Regions from separate parts of the Mus musculus genome. Here region 1 is linked to region 2. Evidence: chromatin loops called from intact Hi-C (ENCODE). Cell type or tissue: gastrocnemius. All regions are shown on one strand.

What was found. Hi-C counts contacts between places; a loop is a spot of excess contacts. Peaks named below come from ENCODE experiments on the same cell type or tissue, not always from the same donor. Only the 100,000 strongest peaks of a DNase experiment are listed, where the experiment ranks them.
Region 1: a loop joins it to region 2, with 2.3 times the contacts of the local background. A loop is called at or near these places in 12 of 42 quality-filtered maps.

The regions. Positions count from the first base shown.
Region 1 is chr16:13,143,555-13,147,554 of GRCm38, reverse strand. Ercc4 (excision repair cross-complementing rodent repair deficiency, complementation group 4) reads right to left here. Exons shown (of 11, transcript NM_015769.2): 10 at 3,042-3,154; 11 at 1-29. Among named protein-coding and RNA genes, the nearest start is that of Gm32596, 14 kb to the left of the region's middle. In gastrocnemius, no CTCF peak of the experiment used is centred here; a DNase peak (open chromatin) is centred at 2,351.
Region 2 is chr16:13,408,481-13,412,480 of GRCm38, reverse strand. It overlaps Mrtfb (myocardin related transcription factor B), which reads right to left. Exons shown (of 17, transcript NM_001122667.2): 16 at 2,804-2,864; 17 at 1-321. The region is part of intron 1 of Gm15738 (a long non-coding RNA gene); the gene reads left to right. Among named protein-coding and RNA genes, the nearest start is that of Gm15738, 12 kb to the left of the region's middle. In gastrocnemius, CTCF peaks have their summits at 744 (motif pointing right), 1,497 (motif pointing right) and 2,491 (motif pointing right); a DNase peak (open chromatin) is centred at 2,514; H3K27ac peaks cover 251 bases.

The DNA of each region.
Region 1 (4,000 bases), 260 kb after region 2:
GGACTGGGTGCCATTCTGCTCCTGGCCACCTACGAAAAGGGGAATTTAGGTCGGGTCACAGGGAAGAGTACTTAGAGACGACTTTGTATAGGTTTAAATGTTTCTGTTGTTAAACTCGGATGAATAGCTATAACACTTTCTATCATTCTAAAAATAGAATTTATAGAGAAAGCAGAGGTAGTTTCCCCCAAATTAAATGGAGTCAATAGGAAAGTTAACTGCTTATAGTTTATGACTTTTAATGGCACACAAACACCTTCTCTCTGGTTCCTCTCTGCCCCCTTATGGAGACTATGTATGTATGTGCTGGGCCTTATATGCAATAAGGCCCTATGTGCAATAAGGGCCAAGAAGACTGCCTTCTGAGCTGCTGCCGTTAACTTTTGGGTCTAGAGATGGGAAAGGGAAGACACTGAGAGCAGCTTCTTACACACTGGTGTGCACACCTGGGGCTATGCTAGCAAGCAGATTCTGAACACGGCAGATGTGGGATCAAAGGCTCAAAAAACTGCATTTTCAACAAACTCCAGGGATGTTAATGCTGTTGCTTTAAGAACAACCTCATTTGGGTATGTGTGTTACCTGTGTGTATATATGTGAGCATGTGTAAGTGAGTTTGTGTGTGTGGCATGTGTGTATGTGTGTAGCTACGTTGAGCCCATATGTGGAGGCCAGAGGAAGGTAGTGACATAAGTCACAGCTGAATGGACTGCTGGGAGGTAGGGCCATCAGAGGAGGCAGATCACTGGGGCAGGCCACCGAGAGGTGTCCTGCACGTACCCTGACGTTTGTCTGTTTGCTGCCACAAATCAACCGCTTTCATGCCCACAACCTTCCCCTACAGTGTTCTGACCCATCACAGGCCTGGGAGCAACGAGGCTGGCTGGGTATGGACTGAGACCTTTTGAGATAGGTCCAATTACCCCCTGCCTTAAGTTGTTTCACGAGCCACAGAGAACTGACAAAGTGACCTGAAAAGGGAGAGGCAGCAGGGTCAGAGAAGACACCAGCATGGATGTGAGGTAGAGGAAGGGCCTCAAGCCAGGAATGCAGGTAGACTCTAGGCACTGGAAAAATCAGATGACTCGTCTACAGACCTGCCAGGAAGAAAACAGCCCTGAAGCTAGTGAGTGACGGCCAATGGGATTCTGTTTAGCCTGCAGACTTGTGAGGTCAGTGTGTGCTTCTCAAGCCACCAAGTTCGTGCAATGCTTTACAGTACAACAGGAAACTCAGGCTTCCCAAGGGCAGAGCTCTAGCTTTGTGTGTGGTACCTACAGCATGACCTCACCTCCTTCATCCTGCCTTACAGGCTACAGTTCTTCCCAAAAGCTTACCAGGCAAGGCAGAGTTAAGTATCTGCTTCAAAAAGGATCCAGATATTCTGAAGTAGTGCTCCCCAGAGCACGTCTGACGTAGTGCTCCCTAGAGCATGTGGCCCGAGGACCTTCTCTACCACATGCCTTTGGGATGTGACCCCAGTTCCCAGGCACAGAAGCAGAATATCTACGTTAGAGGCCAGCACAGTCATGGCTGCAATGAGCAGCTCAAGCCACACGTCACAGCACATGGGTGGAGATCAGAGAACATTTCTCAGGGTGGCTTTTCTCTTGCTACCTAGAGGGATGGGCCACGGAACTCAGATTTTCAGGCCTTCATGCAAGTGAGTCTAATCTCTGAGCCATTTCTCCAGTCCCTGACAAATACCGATAAAAGAAGGGAAGGAGGGGAAGGAGGGGAGGGGAGGGGAGGGGAGGGGAGGGGAGGGAAGGAAGGAGGGAGGGAAGGAGGGAGGGGAGGGGAGGGGTGGGGAGGGGAGGGGAGGGGAGGGAAGGGAAGGAAGGAAGGAAGGAAGGAGGTAGGGAGGGAAGGAAGGAAGGAAGGAAGGAGGGAAGGAAGGAAGCAAAAAAGGAGGGAAGGAGGGAAGGGAGGAAGGAGGGAAGGGAGGAAGGGAGGAAGGGAGGAAGGGAGGAAGGAAGGAAGGAAGGAAGGAAGGAAGGAAGGAAGGAAGGGAGGAAGGAAGGAAGTCATTCAGTCAGCCCGCCCATCAGTCATTCAGTCAGCCCGCCCGTCAGTCCTTAGTCTCAGGGTTTCAGTGCATGAGCAGCTAGTTCTGTTGTTTCTGAACCTGTGGCAGGCAGAACATGGAAGCTTGAACTCATCGGCCCAGTGGTCTGAATGGACCCAATGTCAGCAGACGTTAAATCATCTTTAACCCTACTGCTTCTCTCAGGCTGCTTGGCTGATGGCAGCCTGCATGGAGGTAGAAGTCCTTGTGACTAAGGATGCTGCACTTGGGAGTCCAGCAGACCTTGGTGGCATGCCAAACACCCGGAACTGGAGAGATACCAAGAAGCAGAAAATGCTCTGGAGCTGGGAGGGTGCATCCTTAATTAAGGAGTCCTAGTAATGTGCGACCCTGAGACTACAGGTAGAGGGACTTGGGGAAATTGTCCTTCAGCTATTGTGTGAGCCAACTGGCTTCCTTGGGCACAGAGCCCACGCAGCATCCTGAAGGCTTCACTGGTAGAGTTCATCTGCTGTCTCCCCAAATCATTTTCTTTTCATTAAAAAAAATCATTTATTATTTTAATTATGTGTATGTGTGTGTGTGTACCTGCGTGGGTTTCTATGCAGCACAGGAGTGCATGTCCCTGGAGAGGCCACAGGATGGTGCTAAAGTCACAGGTAGTTATGAGCTGCCTGACGTAGGTGCTGAACTGAAAACTCAAGTTCTCTGCAAGAATAGCCTTGCAATCTCCCTTGCCTGATTCATGGTTTTAAGAGTTTATGTAGCTGGGCGTGGTGGCGCACACCTTTAATCCCAGCACTTGGGAGGCAGAGGCAGGTGGATTTCTGAGTTCGAGGACAGCCTGGTCTACATAGTGAGTTCCCGGATAGCCAGGGCTATACAGAAAAACCCTGTCTCGAAAAACAAGAAAACAAAAAAAACAAACAAACAAAAAAAGAGTTTATGTAAAAAGCTCAGCTTTGTGGCTCTGGTTCCTCAGAAGGCAGACATGGTTCAGGATAGGGCTTACCGGCTTTCCGAGTGTCCGTGGGAGCATCCAGGGCTGCTGAGCCTCTTGCTAGGTCCAGGTTGGTCTCATCTCTGCCTTCCCGTTCTTCGGGGACAACCATGCTAGCTTTTTCTCTGGGGAACAAATACCATAAGCACTATTTGAGTAATCTCAACGTTCTAGATTAATCTTTTGAAAAATCTAATCTCTAAGACAATCTACATGCTGGCAATAGGGGTGCACACCTGTAATCCAGGACTCAAGAGGCTGAGGCAGGAGGATTGTCTCTGATACATGACTGGAGGGTAAGGCGAATGCAAGAGATACATTAGAAAGAAACAACCAGTAGGACTGGCGGGAGGAGCGCAGCAGACCGCTGGCCTCCTTCCCCACCCTCTAGAGTTGTTATTAAGAAGCCCTTTTAGTGTCTGTCATGTGGCTGAGCCTGCCCCACCCGGCTGTAAGGCTAGAGCACTGTCAACATTGGAAAACAAATTAAATCATTTAAAGACAGATATTTTTCAGGTCCCAGGGAGGGAGAGTTTTGTCAGTGATTAAGAAAAAGAAAAAGAAAATGCAGGCACGACGGAACTCTGATCCCTCCCCTCCCCGTCCAGGTGGGAGGCCCCATCATCCACCTTTAGTTTCAAAGGAGAATCAAGGTCAATACAAGAATAAAGTTTATGTCAGGGTTTACAACAATCAGTATCTGGGGACTGATCTGGGGACAGCAGTCACTCCTCGAGGGTGTGCTTGAAAGCAGTATGGAATGTTCCCTGCTCTGGGTTAAGGGATCAGGATATAAATGTGGTCACTGGGCTGGCGAGATGGCTAAGTGGTCCAGGTGCTTGCCACTAAGCCTGACTACCCAAATCCAAGCTCCAGAACCCACTTGGTGGAAGGAGAATTGACCCCCCCTGCAAGGTGTCTTCTGACCTCCACACGGTATACATGCATACATGCATGAATATACACACACA
Region 2 (4,000 bases):
ACTGGTACAGCATGCTGGAATGACTCAGCAAGTCGTTCTGCAGATCCTCGATCAGAGAGAAAGACTCTCTATCTTCACTGCTGTTCTGCAGTGGGCCAGTGTCAGTGGCCGAGGGCAAAGTGCCATCCAAGAAGGCTTCTAGCTGGTTCTCTAAGCTGGCAGATAAACTGTTCACAGGTTCTAAGGATACAGGTGGTGCTATTTGGACCTGGGGCGGTGGTCGAGAGACCACGGTATTGACTGGCATTGTGGTGATGCTGGCTGTCACTGGTTTCATCTTGGAAATTGGAGAAGGCTCTTCTTTTATTGGGAAGGAAATCTCTGTGCAGAAGAATTGATGGTGTTAGTAAGTATTTGCTGCCATTGAACTATATTAGTGACTATTCTGTCATCCTCTCTTACATCTTAGAGGCAGAGAGAGCATGCTCTAATTCTTTTTAAATTTAATTTTAAAAAGTCATTATAGTTGGATGGTATTTCAGTTTGTCAATACAGTCTAGAAAGTTACAAAACAGACACAGTACACCTTATCAATAACGCAAGGCTGAAGTCACCTCCTTTGCCCTCCTTCCTAAAGGTGAGGCAGGTCAGCCACTGCTCTCAATTCTTGTTCTGAGTTATCTGAACTTTGGACAATTAGGTAAACAGCTTAATAAGTACCAATTAGTTATTTAATTTATTCTTAAACATTAATTTGTACTTATGTATACAAGTGTGTGAACGTGCTCCTGTGTGTAGGAACCCATGGAGGCCAGCAGAGGGTGTCTGATCCCGAGCTAGCATTACAGGTATTTGTGAATCCAAAATGGGTGGTAAGAACCAAATTCTAGCCCTCAGCAAGAGCAGAACGTGTTCTTATGTGTTGAATCATCTTCCCAGTCCCAGTCTATTTAATTTTTTGTGGCTCTCTGTGTGTAAGGCAGAGATAAATGCAAACGTCTTCTTCAGAGCTAACTAGCCCTACGGTTTGGGATGGGGTCATCTCCCCAATGGCTGGGCAGCAAGCCCCAAGGATCCACTTGTCCTCCCCTCCCCAACACTAGGATTATAGGCATTGTTATTGTGTTCTGGGGGGAACCAAGTTCAGGTCCTCAGGCTTGCATGGCACACTGAGAGAGTCATCTCCCTACGTGATCATATTGACTCCTTAATAGGGCAACCAGCAAACCAACAGACCTTCTGTTATGGACAGACTAGTGCTCACATAGATGAATTTTAATAACTTCCTCCACTGTTGTTTTGAGATGACTTCTTGTTTTGTGTAGACTTGGCTGATTTAGAACTCAGTATGTGGACCAGGCTGCTTGGAACTTGGAGAGCTCTGCCTATCTCTGCCTCTCGAGTCCTGGGATTAAATGTGTGTGCCATCATGTTAGATTCTTTCTCATCTTTCTGAGAATACAGTAGGTGAAAGAATTAATGAACCATAAACTTAAAAGCTTATTGTATCTGGGTATTTTGTCTGCATGTGTGTCTGTGTGCTATGTGTGTGCAGTACTCATGGAGGCCACAGGAGGGCGTTGGAGTCCTCCTAGGACTGGAGTTACAAACAGTTGTGATTCACCATGTGGTGCTGGGAATTGAACCTGAATCACTGGAAAAAAACCTTATCTTTATCAGACTGAGCAAAAACTGCATGCCTGATTTTTAAATACACATTTATTTTTTAACTCCCAAGTTTTCAGTTTAACATATTCTGAAAGACCAATGTAGTTCTCAGCAGACTTTCACTTATTCATGTGGCCCACATGCAGATGGCAATGTCCTTCACTATGCCATGGACTCTGCTCAGGGCATCAGCGTCTATCAGATGTGTTCAATACAGATGGAGAAATAGTAATTACTACTTCAAACTCCTGACTTCTTTCACCGTACGACTTTGTACATGCACACATACGTGTACGCATGTGCACATAGGTGTGTATGTGATATGCCAGGATGGTAGTTCACATTTGTATTGCAGTGCTCTGCCACTGGGCTGCAACTATCCCAGGAAGTTTCTGAAAAACTGATCCTTGCTTACTTGTAAAGGCAGGTGAGCTGAGGCACGTGCTAACGTCTGGTTTAAAGGCAACATACTGTAAATGATGGCTTACTTTATTTATTTATTTTTTTTTTTGTTTTTTTGAGACAGGGTTTCTCTGTATAGCCCTGGCTGTCCTGGAACTTGCTCTGTAGACCAGGCTGGCCTAGAACTCAGAAATCCGCCTGCCTCTGCCTCCTGAGTGCTGGGATTAAAGGCGTGTGCCACCACGCCCAGCTGGCTTACTTTATTTTTAACTACAGTTTATTACTTATGAATGTGCATGCTACCACAGCATGTATGTGGAGGTCAGAGAACAACTTGTGGGGGTTAGTTCTCTTTCATGGTGTGGATTCTGGGTATCAAACTCAGGTCACTAAGCTTGGCAACAAGCACCTTTACCCACTGAGTAATATCTGTAGCCCTGATGTATGACGTACTCTGAATTTTAATAGAACAACCACCAGAGGGAGCTCAGGCTAAGTTATTGGAAAGTTCTCACTCCATAGAGCATGCTTTGCTGGCCCAGCTCTAATGTGTGAGACATCTTTCCTTTTTTCCAAGTGACAGCTATGGGGATCTAACATCATGCCATCCTTCAGTGTGGAGCCAAAGGGCTTTCTTTCCTCTGTTATGTGGTTTGATGGCCTAGCTTGAGCAGGTTTGTTAGAACTGGATGTTTCTCAGTTTCCAAGACAACATCCAGCTTTAGAGGAAGGCTGTCCTAGGCCTGTGGTATGACACTGCTTCCCTTGGGCTTGTGTCCAGCCTTTGACCCACCTCCACTCTTTATGAGGATGTCGAAGAGGTCGTCCATCTGCTGACTGTGCACACTGGAAACCTGCAGCCAAGGAGGACAGAGTTAGCGGCCTGCACCAGGGGCACTTCACCAAGGGGTCCACTGAGCCTTGGTTTTACTCTAACATTTGATAGTCTAGAAAACAGCCAAGTTGCTTGGGAAATGAAGATATTTAAGCCAAACCACCAGAGCATGATAGGTCAACTAAGAATCAAGGAAGAAGCCAGCGCTGTGACTTGCATGTGTGCTCTGCTTTTCCTGAATGGCACTTTGGGAGGTGTCTAATACTTTATTCAAAGAGGGTCTGAGTCAATCTGCATTCAGCAAGAATTGCTATAGCTCAGATGAGCACACTGTGCACATGGTTTTACCGTTGAGGTTGATTTGGCATGTAAGTTACACTTACCGTATGTGGTAGTTTGAATGAAAATGATCTTCACTGGCTCACAGGGAGTGGCATTATTTAAAAAAACTAAGACCCGTGGCTTTGTTGGAGTAGGTGTGTTACTAAGGGCGAGTTTTAGGATTTTATAAGCTCAAGCCAGGCTCAGAGGCTCATTCTTTCTCTACTGCCTGGTGAACCAGAGGCAGAGCTCTTGGCTACTTCTCCAGTACCATGTCTGCCTTTGCTGCCTTGCTTCTGGCCATGATGATAATAGACTGAACCTCTGAACTATAAGCCAGCTCCAATTAAATGCTTTTCTTTATAAGAGTTGCCATGGTCATGGTATTATCTATTCACAGCAATAGAATCCTAACCAAGACAGCACAGATCATGGAGTTTAATGATCTAATATGTATGTGTCTATGAACCCATCAACAAGATTATCATTTGTCAACTGGGAAGCCCCTCATCTCCAGGACCCGCTGTCCTTCAGAACACATGAATTCCTGTCAGTGCCTCAGACATGTTCTTCTTGAGGTTAAGGTATGGGAGCATTGTCTTACGCAGCGACATTATTCCGAGCTGGATCCATGGTGTAGTATATAGCTTAGGGATAGTTTACTGCTTTTATTGCTGGTCAGTAATCCATGTTTGGGAATGTCTGCTTGCTTGGTCACTGACTTAATTGGTGGGCTTCCCACTTTTGGACTGTTAACAAAGCTGCTATAGAAATCTGTGCACAGCTCTACACTACTATGCCCTGTGCCTTTCTCACGGTAAGTTACCTAAGAGT